Regions from separate parts of the Homo sapiens genome. Here regions 2, 3, 4 and 5 are each linked to region 1. The links are chromatin contacts, found by Hi-C or POLR2A ChIA-PET in ENCODE. All regions are on one chromosome and are shown on one strand. The core of a region is the stretch at or near the end of the contact, and the rest is flanking DNA. Distances in the headings are between cores, read along the strand shown.

Region 1 (4,960 bases), core at 1,214-3,713:
GTTACACAGCAATAGATAACTAAGGTGGGAGGAGGGTGCGGGGTAGTGATGAAGGGATGGGGACGCCTTGTCAAACCACAGCAATAAAAATGGTCATGTTGGCTGGGCGCGGTGGCTCACACCTATAATCTGAGCACTTTGGGAGACCGAGGCAGGTGGATCACTTGAGGTTGGAGTTCGAGACCACCCTGACCAACATGGTGAAACCCTGTCTCTACTAAAAAAATACAAAATTAGCTAGGCATGGTGGCACACACCTGTAATTGCAGCTACTCGGGAGGCTGAGGCAGGAGAATTGCTTGAACCCAGGAGGCGGAGGTTGCAGTGAGCTGAGATCACGCCATTATTGCACTCCAGCCTGCGCAACAAGAGTGAAACTCCGTCTCAAAAACAAAAAAAAAAAAAAAAAAAGGTCATGTTTCCACCAGACGCGGTGGCTAATGCCTGTAATCCCACCCAGCACTTTGGGAAGCCAAGGCAGGTGGATCACCTGAGGTTAGGAGTTTGAGACCAGCCTGGCCAACATGGTGAAACCCCATCTCTACTAAATACAAAATTACTACTACTACTACTAAATACAAAATCTCTACTAAAATACAAAAATTAGCCGGGCGTGGTGGCTCACGCCTGTAATCCCAGTACTTTGGGAGGCCAAGGCGGGTGGATCACGAGGTCAGGAGTTCGAGACCAGCCTGGCCAACAAAGGGAAACTCCGTCTTTACTAAAAATACAAAAATTAGGCATGGTGGGGGGCACCTGTAATCCCAGCTACTTGGGAGGCTGAGGCGGGAGAATCACTTGAACCCAGGAGGCAGAGGTTGCAGTGAGTCGAGATCATGCCACTGCACTCCAGCCTGGGCAAGAGAGCAAGACTCAGTCTCAAAAAACAAAAACAAAAATTAGCTGGGCGTGGTGATGCCTGTAACCCAGCTACTCGGGAGGCTGAGGCAGGAGAATTGCTTGAACCCGGGAGACAGAGTTTGCAGTGAGCCAAGATTGTGCCACTGCACTCCAGCCTGGGCGACAGAGCGAGACTGAGTCTCAAAAAAAATAAAAATAAATAAAAATAAAAGGACCAGGTGCGGTGGCTCACGCCTTTGATCCCAGCACTTTGGGAGGCCAAGGCAGGCAGATCATGAGGTCCAGAGTTGGAGATCAGCCTGGCCAACATGGTGAAACCCCTTCTCTACTAGGAATACAAAAATTGGCTGGGCATGGTGGCACATGCCTGTAATCCCAGCTACGTAGGAGACTGAGGCAGGAGAATCACTTGAACCCGGGAGGTGGAGGTTGCAGTGAGCTGAGATGGTGCCACTGCACTCCAGCCTGGGCGACAGAGCAAGACTCCATCTCAGAAAAAAAAAAAAAAAGAAAGAAATGGTCATGTTTGTCTTCTGGATCTTTGTAGTCATAAATAAATAAATAAACAAACAAACAAATAAATAAATAAATGGTCATGCTAAAATTGCAGGGTAGCGAGGAACACTAGAAGTGCTGGCATGGCCCACGAGCCGCCTGAGTCCTCAGAAGATAGAAGTCCACGTAGGATTTGCTTCCATACATGATGCAGAGAAGGTTGCATCAGGGTCCTTACAGTCAGGGGCAGTGTGGCTTAAACAAGAAAGGCTGAATACATAGCTCCCGTTCCAGTAAAACCTGGGTGTGTTTCCTCTCCTAATACGGATGCTAATGAGGATGGAATTTCTGGATAGTCGGCAGGGAGAGGAAGTGGATGACTAATCTCCCTCAGAGCTCGTGGTCCTGCCCTGCCTTTCTTCTGTTTTTTTTGTTTACTTTTTTGTTTTGTTTTGTTTTGAGGTTGGAGTGCATTGGCGCGATCTCTGCTCACTGCAACTTCCGCCGCCCGGGTTCAAGCGATTTTCCTGCCTCACCCTCCCGAGTAGCTGGTATGATAGGCGCCTGCCACCACGCCCGGCTAATTTTTGTATTTTTGGTAGAGACGGGGTTTCACCGTGTTAGCCAGGATGGTCTCGAACTCCTGACCTCAGGTGATCACCCCCACCTCAGCTTCCCAAACTGCTAAGATTACAGGCGTGAGCCACCGCGCCCGGCCTCTTCTGGTTTTCAACAAGACATTAAAACAAGACATTACAGAAGGGGAAAGGCTGAGAGGTAAAAGGCTCATCTTCCCAAGTAACCGCAGTTTTCGTTGAGTGTCATTCCAGACGTTCCCTCTGCACCTGGCCTAGAAGTAAACAGACATATGTGCATCCGTGTGTTTGTTTCAGTTTTGGCCAAACGGATTCGTGTTCTCGAGCTGCTGCGGCGGCCACAAGGAACCCGGATGCCGCTGAGCTTAGCCCGCCAGACTCTCCGGCTTATGGCTCCCAGGCCCAGGCACCCGGCCTGCCTCGTCCGTGGCGCGCATGCGCAGGCCCAGATCGGCGCTCCGCGCCGGCTGTGTCGCCACCTGGCGGATGGAAGCGCGATGGCCGCGGTAGAAGTCAAGCGCCAGAGGGCACTCCATGCGGATACCCAAATCTGAGGTTGCCCAAGTCCCTGATGTAACATGGCGCAGTATTTGCATATGAACTACGCACGGCCTCCCGGATACTTTAAATTATACTCTAGATAATTTACGATACCTAATAAAATGTAAATGCTATGTCAATAATTGTCATACTGTATTATTTATGGAATAATGACAATTTTGTTGTTGTTGAGACAGAGTCTCGCTCTGTCGCCCAGGCTGAAGTGCAGTGGCGTGATCTCGGCTCACTGCAACCTCCTTCTTCCGGGTTCAAGTGATTCTCCTGCCTCAGCCTCTCGAGTAGCTGGGATTACAGGTTCCCACCACCACACCCGGCTAATTTTTTTATTTTTAGTAGTAGAGATGGGGTTTCACCACGTTGGCCAGGCTGCTCTCGAACTCCTGACCTCAGGTGATCCGCCCTCCTCGGCCTCCCAAAGTGCTGGAATTACAGGCGTGAGCCACCGCGCCCGGCGGGCTAATGACAAAATTTAAAGTCTGGCCCGGCGCGGTGGCTCACACCTGTAATCCCAGCATTGTGGGAGGCCTGGCCGGGTGGATCACCTAAGGTCAGGAGTTTGAGAGCAGCCTGGCCAACATGGTGAAACCTCGTCTCTACTAAAAGTAAAAAATTAGCCAGGTGCGGTGTTGTGCGCCTGTAATCCCAGCTACTCGGGAGGCTGAGGCAGGAGAATCGCATGAACCCAGGAGGCAGATGTTGCAGGGAGCCAAGATCGCGCCACTGCACTCCAGCCTGGGCGACAAGAGCAAGAGTACAGACGCAGCCATCGATTTTTTCCCCAAGTTTTATTTATTTATTTATTTATTTATTTTGAGGCAGAGTCTCGCTCTGTTGCCCAGGCTGGAGTGCAGTGGCGCGATCTCGGCTCACTACAACCTCTGCTTCCCAGATTCAAGCGAGTCTCCTGCCTCAGCCTTCCGAGTAGCTGGGATTACAGGTGCACGCCATCATGCCCGGCTAATTTTTTGTATTTTTAGTAGAGATGGGGTTTCACCATGCTGGCCAGGCTGGTCTCGAACTCCTGACCTCGTTATCCGCCTGCCTGGGCCTCCTAGTGTTAGGATTTCAGGCGTGAGCCAGCACGCCTGGCCCCCAAATATTTTTGATCCATGTAGGTTGAATCCATCGATGTGGAGCCTGCGGATGCAGAGGGCCAACTGTATCTATTGAGTGCCATGTTCTTTTACGTATTTTCTCATTTTCACCATGTGACGTTATTATAAGAATGTGGAAGCTAAGGCTCAAAATGCCTCATAAACTGCCCAAGGTCACTTGTATATATGATGGCACTAAGATGTAAATTTGCTAAATCAGCCTCGTGAGCTTCCAAAGGCCTAACCAATTCCACTGGAACATGGTATTTCTTCTCTCCTGGGTGGGGGACTCAGCAGGCAGAGAAGGCATCATTGATTTACAGAGAAATATCACTCTGTTGCTGTTTATCACAGACCTCGGGTGATTTGTCTAACATTCACATACCTGCCTGGCTCTGGTAGGTGTTTGACCTCTGAACTCTCATTCTCTCCATTTTGGAAGTAGGAGGCAAAGGAGCGTAGGCTTGGGCATAGTGTGCACAGCAAAGCCAGCCTGGAGCTCACCCCAGGGCTGCTCTTCACTAGCTCCAGCATCCAGGGTCGGATACCAAGGGCTCAGTGGGGCTACTCCTTGCCCTCCTATTGCAGGTGACTGGCTGTGACTAGTGTAATTTCAATCTACCTTGGTAGATTAACCCCCTATAGAATCCAGTTTCCAAACTTGCTCCATTTAAGGGGAATGGTCCAATTTCTCAACAATTTCTAAGCATCTAATGGGAGAATTATCTTCCCCTCTTGCCCAGACACGTAAGGAAATACAAAAAAATACAGTATCTCCTTTCAAACAGAAACAAAAGCAATAACAGGTTAAAAAAAAAACCTATAAAGCTTAGAGCCAAGAATCCAAAGCTGAAAGGAGTAATTTGGCCCCTCCTACACTCTTCCTCATGAGGTGCTGCTCATTCTAGTCCTGAAGGACACAGGACCTGCAAACCCTTACTCACATCCTCAGAGGAGACCAACAATTCCAGATGCTCTCCTTCCTTCCCTCAGGCTAATTCTTCAAAAGCAGTGGCAGTAGAATGAGCAGGAAAGGGACAGGGAGGACAGAGCAGGGATGTAGAAGAAGAAAAGGTAAAAGACACTCCTGTCCTCTTCCCCTTCTTTAAATACTAGGACATTTTCTCATCTTGAATTTCCTACAGCTCCCCTGAAACACAAGAGGAGTAACTCTTCATTTCACTTATTCTGGAACCCAAATTCTCAGGGCAACAGAAAATGGGTATATTTTTGCATGACTTAATGTTGCATTAAGAGGAATGCAATGAGAAGGAGTTGCTGTTTACTCACGAAGCAAATGGCCCCAGAACTAAGTGTTACCTTCTTACTGCTTCAGAAATCTGATTTTTATAC
Region 2 (4,960 bases), core at 1,371-3,870, 250 kb before region 1:
CACCCGGCACATGGCCAGGCACCTGGGGCAGTGTCAGCTGAATGGGCGATCAGATCCCAGGACTCAGCCAGTCAGGGTCAGCTGGGCTCTGTGTTCACAGCTGCCCTCTCCTGCTCCACTCACTCCCCGCGGCCAGGTGTTCCCATGGAGAGAAGAGGGTATCCAGTGCCTGGCACAGACCCAGTAGTTATGGTTACCTATGGCTGCTGGCTGACCACTGAATCAGATTGAGACGGGGAGGAAGGTGTGTGTGTGGTGGGGGGTGGGGGGTGGTGTTGGGGGTTGGACATCAGTCCCTGGGAGGGGCTGGAATCCACTTCCTTCATTGGACAAATGGCTGTCACTATGTATATGTATGTGAAGGCCTGATGGGGTCAACATGAGGAAAGCACCCAGTGCCAGGACGGTGGGGGCAGGAGGGTGTCCAGGAAGGGGGAGCACTGGGAGACTTGCTCTGACCCCTCACTCTAACTTGGAAGAGGCCCCAGTTCCAAGGGGGCAGAGACAAGCCTCTTTCAACCCAGTGCCCGGCAACGGGTGGGAAAGGTGGGAGAAGAGGCCCCCCTCAGAGCTCCTGCAGCCTCCAGGGCAGTGGGCAGAGGGCGGTGGGGACTTCAATACCAGTGATACGGGTTGTGCCACGGATTCCATTTCTAGGAATGGCCCTAAGGAAAGGAAGCAGGAAAGGACGCTCCAGAAAGTAGAGCTCAGAAGCTCTGAGAAGAATCACAAATGAGAAGGTTTTTTTTTGTTTTTTTTTTTTTGTTTGTTTGTTTGTTTTTTTAAGACGGAGTCTCAATCTGTTTCCCAGGCTGGAGGGCAATGGTGTGATCTCAGCTCACTGCAAACTCTGCCTCCCAGGTTCAAGCGATTCTCTGGCCTCAGCCTTCCGAGTAGCTGGGATTACAGGCATATGCCACCATGCCCAGCTAATTTTTGTATTTTTAGTAGAGGTGGGGTTTCACCATGTTGGTCAGCCTAGTCTCCAACTCCTGACCTTGTGATCCACCTGCCTCAGCCTCCCAAAGTGTTGGGATTACAGGCGTGAGCCACTGCCCCCAGCCAAACGAAAAGTTTAAGGATGGCAAAAAGTAAACCACAAACTAGTTACAATCCAGCATGTAAATGTGGCATATTTTAGTGTGGTTGTCTCTGGACATGGGATTAAAGCAATTTCATTTAATTCCTTTGTTCATCTGTGTTTTTTCTTCTAAACTGGTAATAAGGGGTCCTTTAATGAGGGTGGGTTTTCGGGGCTGGATGGGAAGTGTGTGTACATGTGTGTGCACATGTGTGTGTGTAGGTGGAGGGAGCAGGCTGTCTTTGGCCAGGGCACAAGGAGAAGCTCTGAGTGGGGAGGTCACCTCCTCTTCCTGTCTGAACCCATTAATACCTGAAATTAGTCTGTCAGCCCCTCATGTCAGGCAACAGACTTGATCCTCCTTAAAATGTAAATCCTTCCTCTTCTTCTCCCCCACCTTCTCCACTTTCATAAGCTGGTCCCAGTTGCTGAGAGAAGGACGGATGGAAAGGGGACCAGGAGGGACCCTAGGGAGCCCCAAATGTTTCATCTCACAGAAACTAGGCGCTGGAGTCCTTTCATTCATTTATTCATTCAGCAAATGCCGACAGAGGCCTGAGCTGCACACTGGGTGAATTGCACGCCCAGTCCTTGCCCTCCTGCTGTTTCCGTCTGGACAGAGGGAGGTTCCATATCGACCCCTATCTCCTGGAAGGGGCAGATTATGAGTCTGCCCTCCAGGAAGAGTCTTTGATGTTAAGATGAGATACTGAGGCAGGGAGAAGCCAAGCACCAGGACCTTCTCCAGTTCAACTCAACCCCGAAAACACCACTGGGCCGTGCTGGGACCGGGTCCGGGCTCCTTAGGGCCCCCACACCCTACCCCTCGGTTTGTGAAAGGACCTGCGGGTGGGCGCAGGGCGGAGGTCTTCCTTTTCCAGGCTTTCCTTTTCCAGGGCAGGGGCGAGCCCAGTCCCCCTCTCCTCACACCTGGGGAGGGAGCAGATCGCGGAAGTGCGTCAGCCAAGCCGTGCCCATCGACGCAGGGATGGGGACATCCCTGGACCCCAGCCCAGCGTTCGAGGGGTTCTGGAACTGGGCTCGCGCCGTGGGGTAAATCCTTGGCCCTCTGAAGCGGCGCTGCCAGGGGAAGTCCTTCCCATTTGACAGGTGGGAAAATCGAGGCGCCGAGAGGGGAAGGGGCCCTCCTTATGTTATGATCAGAACGGACAGAGGGGACGGGAAGGAGGTGAGAGGGTGGCCCTGCCCGTCCCGGGGCAATTCCGGGCTGCTTTGACCTCCGCGCCTGTAAGGTACAGGTCCCCGCACCTGTAAGACAGGGACGCTCTAGTCGCGGGCCCTAGAACTGATCCCCTTCGAGCGCCCAGTTCCGATGAATGTTTCGGGGCAGTCTTTGTGGAGGGGGGTTCCCTGTGGGGCCTCCCGGCTCCGCGGGGCCTGCTGCCTCCTCTCGCCCCTCGCGGCAGCCGCGCTCCTCCCCCGGCTCTGCCTCCCTTCCGCCCTCCCTCCTCTCTCCCTCCCCCGCCCGCCCGAGCCCGCGCCGAGCCCGAGCGGGAGCCGGAGCCGGAGCCGGAGCCAGAGCGCGGGCTGTACTGAGAGCGCGGCGGGAAGGTAGCGCAGTCGGGCGGCCCGCGGCCCCGGCGCGGCCTCCGCTAGGGCCAAGACCCGCACACCTGCCGGGCCGGGGAGAAGCCGGGGGCCGCGCGCAGGCGAGGACCCGCCGCCCGGCCCGGGGAAGATCTCAGGACGCGGACCGGGCAGCTCGGGTCCGAGGTGAGCCCGGGCGGAGGACGCGCCCACCGGAGGTGCGGCCTCGGAGCTCCAGACCCAGCCCACTCGGGGCTGGGGTCCCCAGAGGAGGCCGACGGCCGAGGCGGCGTGCGCCGGGAGCCAGCGCGATCCCTGCGGGAGCGGAGGAGCCGAGCCGGAGGGAGCCGCGGCGCCCGGCCATGCACCGGGCGCAGTAGCGGGAGGCGCGGGCCCGATGGCGCGGGCCGGGGCGCGGGGACTGCTCGGCGGCCGCCGTCCTCCCGGCCTCCGGCTCGCGCTCGCGCTTCGGCTCGCGTTGCTGCTGGCGCGGCCGCCGTCGGGCCGCGCGGGAGCCCCCGAGGCGCAGGGTCCCGCGGCGCCCGGCACGACAGCCCCGGAGGGGGGCGACCGCTGCCGCGGCTACTACGACGTGATGGGCCAGTGGGACCCGCCCTTCAACTGCAGCTCCGGAGCCTACAGCTTCTGCTGCGGCACGTGCGGCTACCGCTTCTGCTGCCACGACGGGCCGCGGCGCCTCGACCAGAGCCGCTGTTCCAACTACGACACGCCGGCCTGGGTCCAGACAGGCCGGCCGCCCGCCCGCGCCCGCGACACCGCAGCGCCCCGGGACCCCGGCCGCGAGCGCAGCCATACGGCCGTCTACGCTGTGTGCGGCGTCGCAGCGCTGCTGGTGCTGGCCGGCATCGGGGCGCGCCTGGGACTGGAGAGGGCGCACAGCCCGCGCGCGCGGCGCACAGTGACCAGGTGAGCACGCGCCGCCCAGGGACCCCCGCCTGCTCCTCGGACTGCTCTCCCTGCCCGCTGATCCTTCCCGCCGCTCTCGAAGCGCTGGTTCTCCCAGCAGGCCCCTTCTCTGGGTTTTCCTGTCTCCTTCTCCCCCCGCCGCCCCCCCAACACTTCATCAGGGAGACACCTGACACCGCCCTGACTCCCTTTGACCTTCTGCCCGTGCTGGGCGCCGCACCGCCTTTCCCTGCTCGAGTCTCCTCTGGAGGGCAGGGGGGTGGGGGCGGGCTGGGAGGGGGACAGGTAGCCTTGCACAGAGGGCACCGGGTCACTGTCCAGGGTAAGGGGCGCCGCTGGCCAGGGAGGTGACCGGGCGTCTTGGGCACGGGAAAGGAAGGGGCGCTTGGTTCTCTGGGTGCCCATCTCCTGCTTCTCCCCACTCCTCCCTCCCCTCTTCCACCTCCTGCCTCTCCCCTGCCCCCACAGCTGTGACTCAAGGCTGCCCTTCCCTCCTTGGGTTTCAAAGGCCTCCCCCCACTCACCCCATGCCACAGCTCCCAGGTGAAGGTCAGGGCTCCCTCTGCGTAGAAAGGGGACTCTGGAACACAGTCGTGTGTTGCTGAGGCCAGGACAGGTGCTTGTTGCATTCTGAGCTTGGTGTGAAGTGGGCACTACAGGGTCCAGGTCCCCTTCCTCGGTTGGAACGAGGACTCTAGGACTCTATGTGTCCTGACCCTGGAACTCCCACCCACATGCCACACGTGGCACTCACATGCCCCCAGCAACCCCCATGCCCTGGGGCCTGTGCCCTCCTCATCCACCCGGTCCCAGCACCCTTTGGGCCTGTGGGCTGCTGACACCGAATGTGACAGGCTGGTATTTAAAAGTGACCATAGAGAAGCCTTCATACCCTGGCAGGCCAGATGTGGACACTTCCCCCTCCTGGGCCTCAGAGGCAGGGGGTGAGGGCTTCCTTGGCACTTCAGCACCCCTCGCTCCCGAAACCACGTAGCCCACTTTCTCCCAGGGAGCTCTAAGGGAAGCCCGGGCTGGCACCCTGGCCTCCACCCTCAGCTTCTGCACTGCCTTCAGGAGGTGGAGCCTCCTGGCCTGGCTTCTGGATGCTGCAGGGGTAGGGGCTGGGCTGCCCAAATTTGGGGGTCCCCCATGATGGGTGAGGGTAGCTTGGAAGAGGCCTGGATATGTCTTTGACAGGGGCGGGGAAAAAGGAACTTAGGGCTGCGATGGTGAGGGGTGGCTGCAGCAGCCCAGCTGACATGTTCATCCTGAACTCCCTGCACCTGCTGGGGATGGGGCAGCAGGTTTGGTGATGCCGCAGGAAAGCCATGCCCACCCTTGCTGTGCTGTGTGGTGTAGGCCAGTCCCTTCTCCTTTCTGGGCTTCAGGCTCCCATGGCCCCAA
Region 3 (4,960 bases), core at 1,732-4,231, 220 kb before region 1:
TGTTGCCCAGGCTGGAGTGCAATGGCGTGATCTCCGCTCAATGCACCCTCCACCTCCTGGGTTCAAGTGATTCTCCTGTCTCAGCCTCCCAAGTAGCTGAGATTATAGGCACATGCCACCACGCCTGGCTAATTTTTGTATTTTTAGTAGAGACAGGGTTTCATCATATTGGTCAGGCTGGTCTTGAACTCCTGACCTCAGGTGATCTGCTCGCCTTGGCCTCCCAAAGTGCCGGGATTACAGGGGTAAGCCACCGTGCCCGGCCCTCCCAGCCAGACTTCTAAGCATGTACTTTGATAAGTTTACTGAAATGATGAACAATAGACAGATTAAACTCCAGTGACAGAATTCAGAAGAGTGGTTACCTTGGTTGGGGCAGGAAGAGCAGGGAGGGCCTCAAGAAGGCTTCTGGGGGTGCTGGGAATGTTCTACTTCTTGATGTGGGTGGGTGTTGCATGGGTAACTTCACTTCAAGCCGTAAGTTAAAATGTGGGCATTTTTCTGCATGTATGTTGTATTTTGATAAAATGAATGTCTTCAAAACATTTTTGGGGGGCATGGAAGTTACAAATGTAATGACATCAGCCCAGAGCACTTCAATAAACTGAAAAGGAGAGAGATCTCATCAATGCCTCCTGCTGTCAGCCTAGATTCACCTTCCCCAGAAAGCCCACCCTGACTTCCCCCAAGACCAGCTCAGGAGCTCACCCTAGCTCACACTGTCCTGAAGACCTGGTCCCAGGAAGATCTGTCGAGGGAAGGTTGAAATGAATAGGAAGAATGATGTGTCTTCAGTGTCTGTGGACTCCCAGGTCGTCTAGCCCACAAGTGAGGATGGGGTTCTTTCCCCACCTGGAGCCCAGTCCTCCTCATGAGAAGATCAATGTCAAGCTCAAGAAGGGCTGCTGTCTAGATTCCTTGCCAACTATGCTCCCTGAGGACAAGGCAAATGTCCTGCTTAGAGACGGTGCTCAGTCATATTTGCTGAATGAGTGAATCAAGGGATGAGTCTCTTATCTGTAGTCACCAGAAACAGAGGTAAGACATAAAAAGTATCACTTCTCAGCCTTCTGGCTAAGATCAAGTGTAGACATAAAGAGTACACTGGGCTTCCCTGCGCCCTTTGTCCCCTAGACTATCGTGATGTACCTCAGGAAATATATCAATGTCACTACAGGGCACGTTCTGATTCATTCTCAGCTCATCTCTGCTGTTACTGAGATACGGAAACAAATAGAGATGTGGTAATGCTTGAACATACCTGATGTATTCAGCAGTCTATCCATAGTGGGACACAAAGTAAAACATACCTGTTTCTGCTAGAGTAAGAGAAAGCCTGAGGTCAGCATGTTGTGAGCTAGCTGATAACAAGGACCGGGAATTACCCATTTGAGAGTTCCCAAGCCTGGCTCCTAGCTAGGCATATGGGAGGTGCTTGATAGCCACAATCCCTGCCCTCGTCTGACCTGAGCTCCTTGTAGACAGGCACAGGTTTTCTTTTACTTTTATTCATTTCATTTTTCTTTTCTTTAACTCTGTAGCTTGGCAAAGGCACTGGCTTTTATTTCTGGATTCACAGTGCTGTGATCAATACAAGATGCCCAATAAATACCTTCTGAGTAAATGAAAGAACCATGAGACATAACCAGGGGATTCTAAGAATTTTTATGACCACTTGAAGAACAGAAAAGTTGCATATTAACCCCCAAGTACAGTAGCTCTGCTATTGCTGAACCAATCTTCATATTACCTCATATTACCTCAGGGGACCAAAATGTCCTGCCTACAAGGCTTATGGTATTAAGGCCACAAGGGGAGGAATTTTGGTCTGTTTTATCGGTTGCTGGGAGTCCTGGTGAAATGAGCGACTGAATGAATGCCTGCCTACCCCTCCAGGTGGGCAGCACCTGATGGGGAAGGGGGTTCATAACTGCTTCTGCATCTTAACTCCTGGCTAGGTAAGTGCTCAGGGGAGGTTTACAGAAGGGAACCGAAGGGTACTCACGGCCAGGAAGCCCAGCTTGCCTCCACACCGGGTCTTGAGCCCCATGGCAGCAGTCAGATGGATCTCAACCAGTGTGCTCGGTGGGATCTTCTCCTCTGCACATTCAGCCAGGTTCACGGCACACAACGCCATGTGTACATCGGAACAGGCGGATCCTGCAGGAAGCTTCCCTAGGGTGGGCAGAAACAGACACTATTGTTGATGGAGCCCCAAAACCAAACTTTTTCCTGCTCTCTCCAGCACGATCAAAGTAAGAGAGGAACCAGGGGAGAAGCGAGGTGAACTTTGTGATCAGACAGGCCTGATCACAGGATGGGATGCCAGGCTCTGTGATATACTGGCTGTGTGTTCCTGTCTACCTCACAGGGTAGCTGGGAACATGGCACCCATTTCTGTCACACCCAGAGCTGTCACAATTGCAGGTTGTTGTATAGGACTCAGAGGCGCACAGTGCAACATAACAATGTCAGCAGCACAGCCACACTGTGTGTTTCCAAACATTCAACAGAGGTAATGAAATTTTTTTTAGATGAACTGATTTGAATTTATTTTCATTAAAAAACCTTCACAATGTGGCTGGGTGCCAGTGGCTCACACCTGTAATCCCAGCACTTTGGGAGGCCAAGGCCGGCGGATCACTTAAGATCAGGAGTTCGAGACCAGCCTGGCAAACACAGTGAAACCCCATCTCTACTAAAAATAGAAAAAATTAGCTGGACGTGGTGGCACACGCCTGTAATTGCAGCTACTTGGAAGGCTGAGGCAGAAGAATTGCTTGAGCCTGCGATGCGGAGGTTGCAGTGAGCTGAGATCGCACCACTGCACTCCAGCCTGGGCAACAGAGCGAGACTCTGTCCCCCAAAAAAGCCAAAAAAAAACCCGCCTTCACAATACACAAACACATACCCGTTTGAGGGGGAAGTGACGTAAACTGAGCAAGGACAGCTGAACACATGTTGGGTTAGTGGGTGGGAGGCCAGGAAGGCTTACCACACCCTCCCCTATGAGAGGTGCACAGTGGCCCATCTGGGGCTGATCCCCTAATCAGGGAACAAAGTATCCTTGCACAGGCACAAGGGCCCATCACAGCTCTCGTGAGGCTTTCATACTGTTGCTGGCTTTGGTCCTCACTACAAGGGCAAGCAGTCTCCTTGCCTCAGGGGAGGAAGTGCCCATGTCAAGGTGCAGACAGTGGCAAAGCCAGGCTTCCCGTGCTCATCCAGCCCTGTGTTCCCCCTCCTGGGCTGCCTTGCCTCCCTGTCTTTTTATCAGCCTAGGGAGATCTCAGCCTCCACACTCCATTCTGTACTGGCCTCAGGTGTTCCTCCTGCAGGAGACACAGGAAGGGAGGTGAGAGGGCAGTGTGGCAACCATACTGTAGTTACCTCTGTCCCCTCAGTGCCTCACACAGGGAATGCCAGTGAGTATGGAAGGAATGAGTGACGTAAAGCTTCTCAGCTGGAATTCTCCAGAATTTGGCAGCAAGGAGGACACAGCCTGATCAGAGACCTGAGTATGGGCTTATTCTGTCCCAAGGGCACACTGAGGAACAGACAAGATAACAGCGGGGCAAATTTGCAGATAGGGACCTTCTGCTAAAATTCTACCATGAGCCCACATATTAAAGCTGCACAATGGCCCCACTGTCTCATCTCCTGGTCACTCCTACATCACTTGCCTGGCTCTGTTCCACTTTTGGCTGAAGCTCCTTACTGCCATCAAGGTATCTAACACCTTCCAGTTACCACATCCTACTGTTATTCCTGGCCCTCATCTTACTGGGTGTCCCAGCAACAATCTCCCCTCCTCAACTCTCTGACCTTGCTCCTCCAACACTTAGCATCTCAGTGTCTCCTCAGACCTCTCCAACTGCTCCTCTCAGGCAGCCTCTGCCCCTGACTCCCCATCCTCTATCTGTTCATCTCTGCATGCATGTGCAGTGGCACAATCACAGCTCGCTGCAGCCTCGATCTACCTCCCAGGCTCAAGTGATCCTCCCACCTTGGCCTCTCAAGTAGCTGGAACCACAGACACACACCACAAAAACCAGCTAATTTTTTGAATTTTTTTTGGAGAGATGGAGTCTCCCCGTGTTTCCCAGGCTGATGGGAAACTCCTGGGCTCAAGCGACCTTCCTTCCTTGACCTCCCAAAGTTCTGAGATTACAGATGTGAACTGCTGTGCCAGCCTTTATCCTTTCTTTTTGAGATGGAGTTTTGCTCTTGTTGCCCAGGCTGGAATGCAGTGGTGCCATCTTGGCTCACTGCAACCTCCACCTCCTGGGTTCAAGTGATTCTCCTGCCTTAGCCTCTCGAGTAACTGGGATTATAGGCACGTGCCACCACACCCGGCTAATTTTTGTATTTTTAGTAGAGACAGGGTTTTGCCATGTTGGCCAGGCAGGTCTCGAACTCCTGACCTCAGGTGATCCACCTGCCTTGGCCTCCCAAAGTGCTGGGATTACAGGTGTGAGCCACCGCGATGGCCTATCTGTTCTTTAGATGAGGGTGTTCTTCTGAATGGCCCTGAGGGTCTCCTTTTCACCTATCCACTCTCATAGGCTCCCTTGCTTTTCACTCTCACCTGTAGTCTTCTTTGGGCTGTAGATCCTGCATGTCCAGCTCACCTCCACATCTCACAGGCAAGTGTCCAAAAGGGAACTCACCACCCTTTTCCTGGAAAGTTGCTCTTCCTTCTATTTTCTTTACCTTTGTTGGTGGCACCATCGCTCACCCAAACTCCCAAGGAAGAACCAGGGAACCGTCTTAGCTGACTACTGTCCCCATCCATCAGTCCAATGAGTCCCCAGTCCAGTCAATTCCACCTTCTAATTTCCTCTCATCTGTCCTTTCAGCAACTCTCATCTTTAATCTGCATCAGCTTCTATTTGGCCTCTCTAGCTCTAGCCTTGATCCTCTGGGATCCACTCCTTATCTGCCATCAGAGTGAATCTTC
Region 4 (4,960 bases), core at 1,215-3,714, 190 kb before region 1:
ATATTATAGATACTTATTCTTCTTAAATGTCTGCAAGTACTTCCCCCACTTTGTTATTTCTCTTTTAATATGTTCAGAAAAAAAGAATGACATAGCAATTAAGAATCACCATGTCGGCCTGGCGCGGTGGCTCACACCTGTAATCCCAGCACTTTGGGAGGCCGAGGCGGGCGGATCATGAGGTCAGGAGATCGAGACCATCCTGGCTAACACGGTGAAACCCCGTCTCTACTAAAAATATAAAAAATTAGCTGGGCGTGGTGGCGGGCGCCTGTAGTCCCAGCTACTTGGGCGGTTGAGGCAGGAGAATGGCGAGAACCTGGGAGGCGGAGCTTGCACCGAGATTGCGCCACTGCACTCCAGCCTGGGTGACAGAGCGAGACTCCGTCTCAAAAAAAAAAAAAAAAAAAAAAAAAAAAAGAATCACCATATCCTAGCCTTGGAACCTGGGGCAAGTTTTACCTCTTTCAGCTGCAGTTTTTCTCAACTGTACATTGTGGCTAACAATTACAGCTAACTCACGGATTGATGAGATAACTCATGTGGAATCTATGGCACCATGCCTGGCACTTAGTATTAGCTAGTACACATTATTCATAGTGGGTTTTTTTTTTTTGACACTTTTGCTTTAACTCTTACTTTGAAAATGTGAATTTGTTCAAATGCATCAGATACATCCAGAAACAATCTGAGCATAATATAAATTTTGCATTTGCTTATGCATGAGAAAAACACTAGGAAGTGCAGAAAACCATATTCGGCTGAAATGAGCCATGCAGGAATGCACAAAATGTGCACACACATACACAGGCACCTTAAACATCTACCAGCTTCATCAGGTCACTGCATGTGTTATGAATCACATTCATCACATTGATGTCAGAACTTTCCATTGGACTTCAGACAGCCCTCCTTCCACCACTTCCTGATAACTCCCAAGCTGTAACCTAATGACACTTACTTCCCACAAGCAAACCTCAGGTGTTTTTCAAGCCAAAGTGCCTTTTCATTGTGGTATTTATATATTTCTTAGTTTTTCTGGTCTATAAAACTGTGTGACTGTTTTATTAGGTCCCCCCACTTTTTTTTTTTTTTTTGAGACGGAGTCTTGCTCTGTCGCCCAGGCTGGAGTGCAGTGGCGGGATCTCGGCTCACTGCAACCTCCACCTCCTGGGTTCAAGCACTTCTCCTGCCTCAGCCTCCTGAGTAGCTGGGATTACAGGCGCCCGCCACCACGCCCAGTAGAGACGGGGTTTCACCATGTTGGTCAGGCTGGTCTCGAACCCCTGACCTCGTGATCCACCCGCCTCAGCCTTCCAAAGTGCTGGGATTACAGGTGTGAGCCACTGTGCCCGGCAGGTCCCTATCTTTTTTAAAAAATAAATCTTTTCCTTTTTTTGGTCACCTATGAGATTTTTTATTGTTGTGATCCTTAACCCTCCATTTCACAGTAAGTTCTGGGTTTCTGTTTTAGAGACAGGGTCTTACTCTGTCACCCAGGCTGGAGTGCAGTGATGTGATCATAGCTCACTGTGGCCTCTACCTCCTGGGCTTAAGGGATCCTCCACTGCAGCCTCTTGGGTAGCTGGGAGTACAGGCACACACCACCATGTCCAGATAATTTTTATTTTTTATTTGTAAGAGAGACTGGGTCTTGCTTTGTTGCCCAGGCTGGTCTTGAACTCCCTGCCTCATGCGATCCTCCCACCTTAGCCTCCTGATTACAAGCATGAGCCAACATGCCCACTCCGTGTTTTTTACTGCATGATTTCGCATGGCATGATTTTTAGAAATGCACATGATGAACTATAGCAGAACTGACTATACACCATTTTTACATTGTATAGTGAAATTACATGGCTTCTGTGTAACGCTTAAGAAAAACCCTCATCCTCAAGATCAGAGGAATAGTCACCTAAACTTTCTTCATTTGTACTTTTCGTTCATTTTATCTTTCATATTAGAGCTGCCCAACAAGTACAAGAACATGGAAATAATAATGGTGTGTGATGTGTGTAGGCCACTGAAAATGAGATGGACCACACCAGTGAGGGAGGTAAATGCAAAATCTAATTCCCAACAAGTATCCTGATTGAATGTACAGAACTGTTTCATCATAATGATCCTATCTCCCCACCCACAATGTTTTTTTCTAATAATTATTTAAAAAACCAAATGTAGACTAGTAACAAACCTGAAGATCAATATGAGATAACCATTTCTCCATTCTACTATTTGTGATCATCACTGCTTTCTCCAGGACCTAAAACATCAGTTACCCACACTCTAGTCACCCAGAGGAGCAGCTGAGGAACTGGGCTCTTTCAACCACATCCTTCAACTGAGAAGCCCTAAAATGCAAGCAATAATATAGGGAACAAAGGGAAGGTTTTAACAGGCAAACCGCTATCTAAAAATCACTCCACTCAAACACCAGGGGGCACATCAGAGCACAGGGACGGTATCATGTCCTTCAAGGGGTTTCTGGGTCACCTTCCTGCGAAGAGTCTGGAGGAGGTGTTGAATGACACAGGATGGCAAGCTGGTGACTCAAGCATCCTATATTTTAAGCAACAGATGAGTGAACTCTTTTACTGGCAAAGAAACCACAAAGAAAAATTGGGTGGAGAGGTGCGGATTCTCAAATGCTTGTTTTGTAATACACACAAAGGTGTCATATATTCCTTTGCATATACCGAATATTACATAATAAAATAAAACAATTCAGAATGAGAAGAAAAAGGAATCATGAAGGAAACCCAAAGGAATTCTCAAATGGTCTTCTGGTCTTCTCTGTCTAGTGCTCTCTCTCCCCGCCTCTCATGGCAGCCCTGGAGGGACTCAGCTCTGCAGGAAAAAGCAGTGGAAGTCCAGGCTTTTCTGGCCCACTATAGCAGGGGACCTGAGCCAGCTCTCATAGTTTGAACAGGAGAGGGATCTGCAGCTCCACTTTCCATTGCTCTTTCTTTTTCCTCCTGCCTTAAGTTCACTCAAGTCTCCTTCCTTAGCATCATGGATTTACCTCTTCACTCCCGTCCACACTCTGCCTTAATTTCAACCATAGCCTCCTACCCAGTGACGAACATCTTCTTTGAGTATCTTGTTCATCCAACAGCCTTTTAAATCAAATCAAATTCTTTTTTTTTTTTTTTTGAGACAGAGTCTTGCTCTGTTGCCCAGGCTGGAGTGCAGTGGCATGATCTCAGCTCACTGCAACTTCTGTCTCCCAGGTTCAAGCAACTCTCCTGTCTCAGCCTCCCATGTAGCCGGGATTACAGCCGCCTGCCACCACGCCCAGCTAATTTTTGTATTTTTAGTAGAGACTTCGTGTTGGCCAGGCTGGTCTTGAACTCCTGACCTTAGGTGATCCACCTGCCTCAGCCTCCCAAAGTGCTGGGATTATAGGCATAAGCCACCGTGCCCGGCCCTTAATCAAATCAAATTCTTTAACACAAGCTTCCAAGCTTCCTATGAACTGCTCCCTTCTGTTCCAAAGGTTTTCACTTCCCACCCACTTTAGTTCATCATCCACCCTGGAAAAGTACTCACTCCCTCTTCTGCACATGCCTTTGAGGGGTGGGGTAGGGCAATCTTTCTTTGAATGTAAGTGCCATGTCTTCTCTTTTCTACTTGTGACCACCCTCTTCCTTTCTCCAAACTCTGAATTTCACAATTCTACTTCAAAACTATTTAAAATTACTTTTACCAGGGACTCTTTTCCACCTCAGATGATCTAGTCATCTTTTAGTTCTTGAACTCAATTGTGATTTATTTTGTTAAAGAAAATTATTGGCCAGGTGTGGTGGCACATGCCTGTAATCCCAGCACTTTGAGAGGCTGAGGTGGCCAGATCGCTCAAGTTCAGGAGTTTGAGACCAGCTTGGGCAACATAGCGAGACTCCATCTCTACAAAAAATACAAACTTTAGCAGGGGGCATGGTGGCACGCACCTGTAGGCCCAGCTACTCGGCAGGCTGAGGTGGGAGGATTGCTTAAGCCTGGGAGGTGAAGGTTGCAGTGAGCAGAGTTTGTGCCACTGTACTCCAACCTGGGTGACAGACCAAGACCATGTCTCAAGAAAACAGGAAAGAAAAATTAACTAAAACTTGGAAATAAGACCAAAAAAAAACGTTATATGCCTCTTTAAAGTTATACTAAAATTCCAGTTACTCAGGAGGCTAAGGCAGGAGGATCACTTAAGGCCAGGAGTTTGAGGCTGCAGTGAGGCATGATCATGCTACTGCATTCCAGCCTGGACAAAATAGTGAGACCCCATCTCTCTAAAAAATAAAAAAACTTGGTCAGGCCTCGTGGCACATGCCTGTAGTCCCAGCTACTTGGGAGGCTGAGGTGGGAGGATCACTTGAGGCCAGAGTTCAAGGCTGCAGTGAGCCACGACTGTACCACTGTACTCAAGCCTGGAACAACAGAGCAAGACCCCTGACTCAAAAAAAAAAAAAAAAAGTTATACTACAGCACTGTCTAAGCTGCCTGCCTAAAAGTTATCTGATGCTCTATGGAACCATCACCTTGTTTGACTTTCTATTTACTACCGATTAAGGCTCCCATTCTGTAAAGTTAGATGTTAGCCTGCAGAAAATTGTTAAGTTAAAATCATTTCTGTCTGGTAGAAAAGAAAACCTTTAAGCTTTTGTTTTCATTGCACTGTAGGACATTAACTAGTTTTGCGTTTTTTTTGAGCCAGAGTCTCGCTCTGTCACCCAGGCTGGAGTGCAGTGGCACAATCTTGGCTCACTGCAACCTCCACTTCCCAGTTTCAATTCTCCCGCCTCAGTCTCCCAAGTAGCTGGGACTACAGGTGCCCGCCACCACACCCAGCTAATTTTTGTATTTTTAGTAGACGAAGTTTAATTTAACCATGTTGGCTAGGCTGGTCTTCAGCTCCTGACCTCAAGTGATCCACTCGCCTCAGTCTCCCAAAGTCCTGAGATTACAGGCA
Region 5 (4,960 bases), core at 643-3,142, 170 kb after region 1:
CAGAATGGTGGGGGGCAGAGATGGAAAGCAACAACCTACAGGGGTTGTTGAGAACAGAAATAATGTGTGTCAAGTACCCAGGCCAGACTGGACAACAAGGTGGGTACTCCTGTCACAGCCGTCCTTGACAAACAATAGGTCCTTTACTATAATTAGATGATGCTGTGCTGGAGGCTGGAGATCCAGATTAAGGAAGTCCCTACCCTTAAAACCGAAGTGGGGATACCAGTAGATAGAAAGCAAAGTGGCATGAGAAAGGGAGTATGGGGTAGTGGTTAGAGTACTAGAGGGTACAAAGACGAGACACCACCACTCATGCACTGCATGGTTGTGGGCAGGTTCCTTCTCCAGCTGAGCCTCAGCTACCCAGCGGGTAGACTCAGATTTGTTCTCTCCCAGGATCACCACTGTCAGTATCAAAGAAGCCACCAGGCAGGCAAGGGCACAGCCCCATCTGCAGTTGTTCAGGTTCCAATCAATCAAAGCAAACTTCTATGACAGCTCTCCTTCATGCCTGATGAAGAGCAAGGTGGAAGTGTGGCAGTGCAGGCTGGTGTGCATTGCCAGCCCCGACTCCTCATCCTCTGTGGTACCTTATTCATCCTTTTGGTGGCAGCATCTAACCCAGGACCTGGCACACAGGACAGCAGGGCAGAGCTGACTGCCATTTTACCAAGTGAGGAAAATGAGGTCCAGAAAAAAGACATGCTCAAGATCCCACCTTAGGCCAGGCACCATGGCTCGCGCCTGTAATCCCAGCACTTTGGGAGACCACGGTGGGAGAACAGTTTTGAGCCCAGGAGTTCGAGATCAGTGGCAATGTGGCGATACCCCATCTCTACAAAAAATAAAAAAAGTAGGTGAGCATGGTGGCTCACGCCTGTGGTCCCAGGTACTCAGGAGGCTGAGGTGGGAGGATCACTCAAACCCAAGAGATTGAGGTTGCAGTGAGCTGTGATCGTGCCACTACACTCCAGTGTGGGCAAGAGAGTGAGACCCTGTCTCAAAAAAAAAAATAGTCCCAGCTGGGCACAGTGGCTCACACTTGTAATCCCAGCACTTTGGGAAGCTGAGGCAGGTGGATCACCTGAGGTCAGGAGTTTGAGGCCAGCCTGGCCAACATGATGAAACCCCATCTCCACAAAAATACAAAAAATTAGCCAGGCATCGTGGTGCGTCCCTGTAGTCCCAGCTACTCGGGAGGCTGAGGCATGAGAATTGCTGGAACCTGGGGGGCGGAGGTTGCAGTGAGCCGAGACTGCACCACTGTACTCCAGCCTGGACCAGAGTGAGACTGTCTCAAAAAATAAAATAACATAACATAAAATCATAAAATAAAATAGGCCAGGCGCAGTGGCTTACGTCTATAATCCCAGGACTTTGGGAAGCCGAGGCAAGCTGATTGCTTGAGCTCAGGAATTCGAGACCAGCCTGGGCAACATGGCAAAACCCCATCTCTACTAAAACTACAAAAATCAGCCGGGTGTGGTGGCAGGTGCCTGTAATTGCAGCTACTCAGGAAGCTGAGGCACAAGAATCGTTCCAACTGGGGAGACAGAGGTTGCAGTGAGCCAAGATTGCACCACTGCAATCCAGTCTGGGCAACAGGGCGAGACTATGCCTCAAATATATATATATTTATATATATTTTTATTTTATATATATAAATATATATATACTCTGCCTCAAATATATATAAATAAAATAAAATAAAATAAAATAAAATTAAATTAAAAAGGTCCCATCTTAGTTTATCTTCTGGGTCTCAGACCTGAGCTCTCCTCTGTGCCTGTGCACTGAAGAGGAAATAGAAGATGATTCTCCAGGCACTGGGCCTGGTGGCTTCCAGAGGGCAGGCCGAGGGTCAGCAGCCTGCCCTGAAAAGGTTGGGAGGTTCAGGTTATAGTGCCAAAGTGTCTCAGAGACCTGGCTGTGGTTCACATCTAGAGGCTTCTTGATAACACAGATTCTCCCTTGGCAGAGAGGACAGAAGTTACACCACTGATCTGGAATGCCTTTCCTCAGCAGAAACCTTTGTACCTTGAATACCTTGACCCTGCCACTATCACCAAGCATCCTTCACAAAACACCTCCTTCTCTGCCTGACGGGCAGGCAGCAGACGCAATGCCCTTGACAGTCACAGCCTCCCATCTGCAGCCTTACCGTTTGCGAACAATGTTAATGTTCTTCTCTAGCAGGTCATAATGGATGTACTCGTTGGGCTCAAAGTGGCTCATCGCCACCTTGGCCCGTTGGCACAGGACTGAGGCCACATGGTACTGCCGCACACCCAGAGCTTTCTGCAAGAAGAAACATGACAGCCACTGTCAATGGAGCACTTAGGAGAGTCCATCCCCGAGGGCAGCTCAGTATGGTGAAAAAAATCCAGGAATTAAAGTGTCAAGAGCTGTTCAGTAACTGCAGCCTCAGCTTCCTCATCTGCAGGACAGGGATGACAAAGCAGCCACAAGGAACACAGCCTGGGGTAGGAAAAAAGTGCAAGGGATTTATAGACAAAAATCGCTGGGATCAAAGTCAAGTTCTATCATGTAAGGTGTATCAATGTAAGAAAAGCCCTCATTGACTAAAACCCAGAGGAGATAGAAAATAGGGATATAACCAGCTCTGGTGATCACACGGGGTACTGGGAAGGTTAAATAAGACCATAAGTGAAAGTGCTCATTAAGCTGTAAAACACTATCCAAACCATAGCTATTAGTCTACCTGCACTATAAGCTTCTTGAGGGTTGAGATCAAGCCTTATTTATCTTACTCATCTCTATGTCTGGACTACCTGGCACATACTGGAGATTCAACAAATATCCATGGGTCAGAGGGAAGAATGAATGAGGAAAACCCTGTGCGTGAGCTTTGGATGTTTCCTCATCCCTTCAAAAGGTGGTGCCTAATTCCCTTCCTTTTTTTTTTTTTTTTGAGACGGAGTCTTGCCGCCCAGGTGGGAGTGCAGTGGTGGGATCTCGGCTCACTGATACCGCCGCCTCCTGGGTTCAAGCTTCAATTTCTCCTGCCTCAGCTTCCCAGTAGCTGGGATTACAGGCACGCACCACCATGCCTGTCTAATTTTTGTATTTTTAGTAGAGACGGGGTTTCACCACGTTGGCCAGGCTGGTCTCAAACTCCTGACCTCAAGTGATCCATCTGCCTCGGCCTCCCAAAGTGCTGGGATTACAGGCATGAGCCACCGTGCCCAGCCATTACCCTCCCTTTGAATGTGTGGCGGACTTACTTCTACTTTATAGAATGTGACAAGGGATGCTATTGGACTTTGAGACTAGGTCATAAGAAGAACAGCTTCTGCCTGGCTTGCTCTCTCTCTTGGATTGCTCTGGGGGAAGACAGTCCCCATATTGTTAAGCAATCCTGGGAGAGGCCCACCTAGACAGGAACAGGGGCCTCTTGCCAATAACCAGCACCACCTTGCCAGGTGTGAGTGAGCCATCTTGCAAGCGAATGCTCCAGCCCCGGTTCAACCCGTCAGATGGCTAGCCCCGGCTGACATCTTCACTGCAACTTCTGGAGAGGCCCCAAGCCAGAACCACCCAGCCAAGCCACTCCCAAATTCCTGGCCCACAAAAATATGAGATAAATGCTTGTTGTTGTTTTAAGCCTTTAAGTTTGGGGGCAATTTGTTACACAGCAATAAATAAATGATTGTTATGGTGGGATCTGTATTAGTTAATTTTTTTTTTTTAAGAGATAGTGTCTTGTTCTGTTGTCCAGGCTGGAGTGCAGGGGCAAGATCATACTTCCCTGCAGTCTGAAACTCCTGACTTCAAATGATCCTCCCATCTTAGCCTCCTCGGTAGCTGGGACTACAGGCGCACACTACTACACCCAATTATTTGTTTATTTACTTATTTTTGAGATGGATTCTTGCTCTGTCGCCAGGCTAGAATGCAGTGGAGCGATCTCAGCTCACTGCAACCTCCGCCTCCCGGGTTCAAGCACTTCTCCTGCCTCAGCCTCCCGCGTAGCTGGGACTACAGGCACCCACCACCATGCCCAGCTAATTTTTGTATTTTTAATAGAGACAGGGTTTCACCATGTTGGCCAGGATGTTCTCGATCTCTTGAACTCGTGATCCGCCTGCCTCGGCCTCCCAATATTTTTTTTATTTTTTTTTAAAGGGAGTCTTGCTCTGTTGCCCAGGTTGAAGTGCAGTGGCATGATCTTGGCTCACTGCAACCTCCACCTCACGGGTTCAAGTAACTCTCCTGTCTCAGCCTCCCAAGTAGCTGGGACTACAGGCACACGCCGCCACACTTTGCTAATTTTTGTATTTTTAGTAGAGATGCAGTTTCTACATATTGGTCAGGCTAGTCTTGAACTCCTGACCTCAGGTGATCCACCTGCCTCGGCCTCCCAAAGTGCTAGGATTACAGGCGTGAGCCACTGCGCCCACCCTAATTCTTTTAGGTTTATTTTTTGTAGTGATAGGGTCTCACTACATTGCCCAGGCTGATTTCAAACTCCTGGCCTCAAGCAATCCTCCCGCCTCAGCCTCCCAAAGCAGAGATTACAGGCATGAGCCGCTGTACCGGGCCTGTATTAGTTAATCTTAAACTATGAATAACAACCTTCAAGGGTACCTTGTTACCAGAGAAGAATAAATGAATCCAAAGAAATGACAGCAAGAGGCCGGGTGCAGTGGTTCACACCTGTAATCCCAGCACTTTGGGAGGCTGAGGCAGGTGGATCGCCTGAGGTCAGCAATTTGAAACCAGCCTGGCCAACGTGGTGAAACCCTGTCTCTACTAAAAACACAAAAATTAGCTGGGCATGGTGGCGGGCACCTATAATCCCAGCTACTCAGGAGGCTGAGGCAGGAGAATTGCTTGAACCCAGGGGGCAGAGGTTGCAGTGAGCCAAGATCACCCCACTTCACTCCAGCCTGGGTGACAGAGCGAAACTCCGTCTCGAAAAAAAAAAGAAAAAAGA

What was found. A loop is a pair of places that touch in the nucleus more often than their neighbours do. ChIA-PET counts read pairs that join two places held with the same protein, here RNA polymerase II (POLR2A). Pooled maps may share reads with other maps.
Region 2: a loop to region 1 is called in a map with no recorded cell type, with 13 times the contacts of the local background. The contact joins the promoter of SHISA8 here to the enhancer-like site in region 1. A Hi-C loop is called at or near these places in 1 of 37 single-sample maps with no recorded cell type and 5 of 50 pooled maps. POLR2A ChIA-PET finds 5 or more read pairs at or near these places in 8 of 52 experiments (BJ, GM12878, H1 and 5 more).
Region 3: a loop to region 1 is called in a pooled map, with 2.4 times the contacts of the local background. The contact joins two enhancer-like sites. A Hi-C loop is called at or near these places in 5 of 50 pooled maps. POLR2A ChIA-PET finds 5 or more read pairs at or near these places in 5 of 52 experiments (A673, GM12878, OCI-LY7 and 2 more).
Region 4: a loop to region 1 is called in a map of naive thymus-derived CD4-positive, alpha-beta T cell, with 12 times the contacts of the local background. The contact joins two enhancer-like sites. A Hi-C loop is called at or near these places in 1 of 168 maps with a recorded cell type or tissue (naive thymus-derived CD4-positive, alpha-beta T cell) and 10 of 50 pooled maps. POLR2A ChIA-PET finds 5 or more read pairs at or near these places in 7 of 52 experiments (BJ, H1, OCI-LY7 and 3 more).
Region 5: a pooled map shows a loop between it and region 1 (2.2-fold over the local background). The contact joins two enhancer-like sites. A Hi-C loop is called at or near these places in 1 of 50 pooled maps. POLR2A ChIA-PET finds 5 or more read pairs at or near these places in 3 of 52 experiments (T-cell, activated CD4-positive, alpha-beta memory T cell and activated T-cell).

Annotation. Positions count from the first base shown.
Region 1 is chr22:41,664,299-41,669,258 of GRCh38, reverse strand. No RefSeq gene overlaps it. Among named protein-coding and RNA genes, the nearest start is that of SNU13, 22 kb to the left of the region's middle. Within about 2 kb of position 2,463, at least 39 of the 41 ENCODE cell types and tissues checked have a DNase peak (open chromatin) inside an H3K27ac peak, as active enhancers do; they include OCI-LY7, where a contact is called at or near this core.
Region 2 is chr22:41,912,734-41,917,693 of GRCh38, reverse strand. SHISA8 (shisa family member 8) reads left to right here and starts at 2,620. Exons shown (of 4, transcript NM_001207020.3): 1 at 2,620-3,556. The coding sequence starts at 3,027. It overlaps LOC124905125 (a long non-coding RNA gene), which reads left to right. Exons shown (of 2, transcript XR_007068113.1): 1 at 1-244; 2 at 658-1,183. RefSeq lists enhancers at 1-14, 2,394-3,319 and silencers at 2,502-2,661, 2,682-2,761, 2,832-2,901, 2,942-3,021, 3,162-3,241 and 2 more.
Region 3 is chr22:41,882,057-41,887,016 of GRCh38, reverse strand. SREBF2 (sterol regulatory element binding transcription factor 2) reads right to left here. Exons shown (of 19, transcript NM_004599.4): 11 at 2,006-2,175. Among named protein-coding and RNA genes, the nearest start is that of MIR33A, 16 kb to the left of the region's middle. Within about 2 kb of position 2,981, at least 4 of the 41 ENCODE cell types and tissues checked have a DNase peak (open chromatin) inside an H3K27ac peak, as active enhancers do; they include OCI-LY7, where a contact is called at or near this core.
Region 4 is chr22:41,855,260-41,860,219 of GRCh38, reverse strand. The region is part of intron 1 of SREBF2 (sterol regulatory element binding transcription factor 2); the gene reads right to left. Among named protein-coding and RNA genes, the nearest start is that of SREBF2-AS1, 23 kb to the right of the region's middle. Within about 2 kb of position 2,464, at least 9 of the 41 ENCODE cell types and tissues checked have a DNase peak (open chromatin) inside an H3K27ac peak, as active enhancers do; they include OCI-LY7, where a contact is called at or near this core.
Region 5 is chr22:41,497,067-41,502,026 of GRCh38, reverse strand. It overlaps ACO2 (aconitase 2), which reads right to left. Exons shown (of 18, transcript NM_001098.3): 2 at 2,165-2,301. Among named protein-coding and RNA genes, the nearest start is that of ACO2, 30 kb to the right of the region's middle. Within about 2 kb of position 1,892, at least 5 of the 41 ENCODE cell types and tissues checked have a DNase peak (open chromatin) inside an H3K27ac peak, as active enhancers do.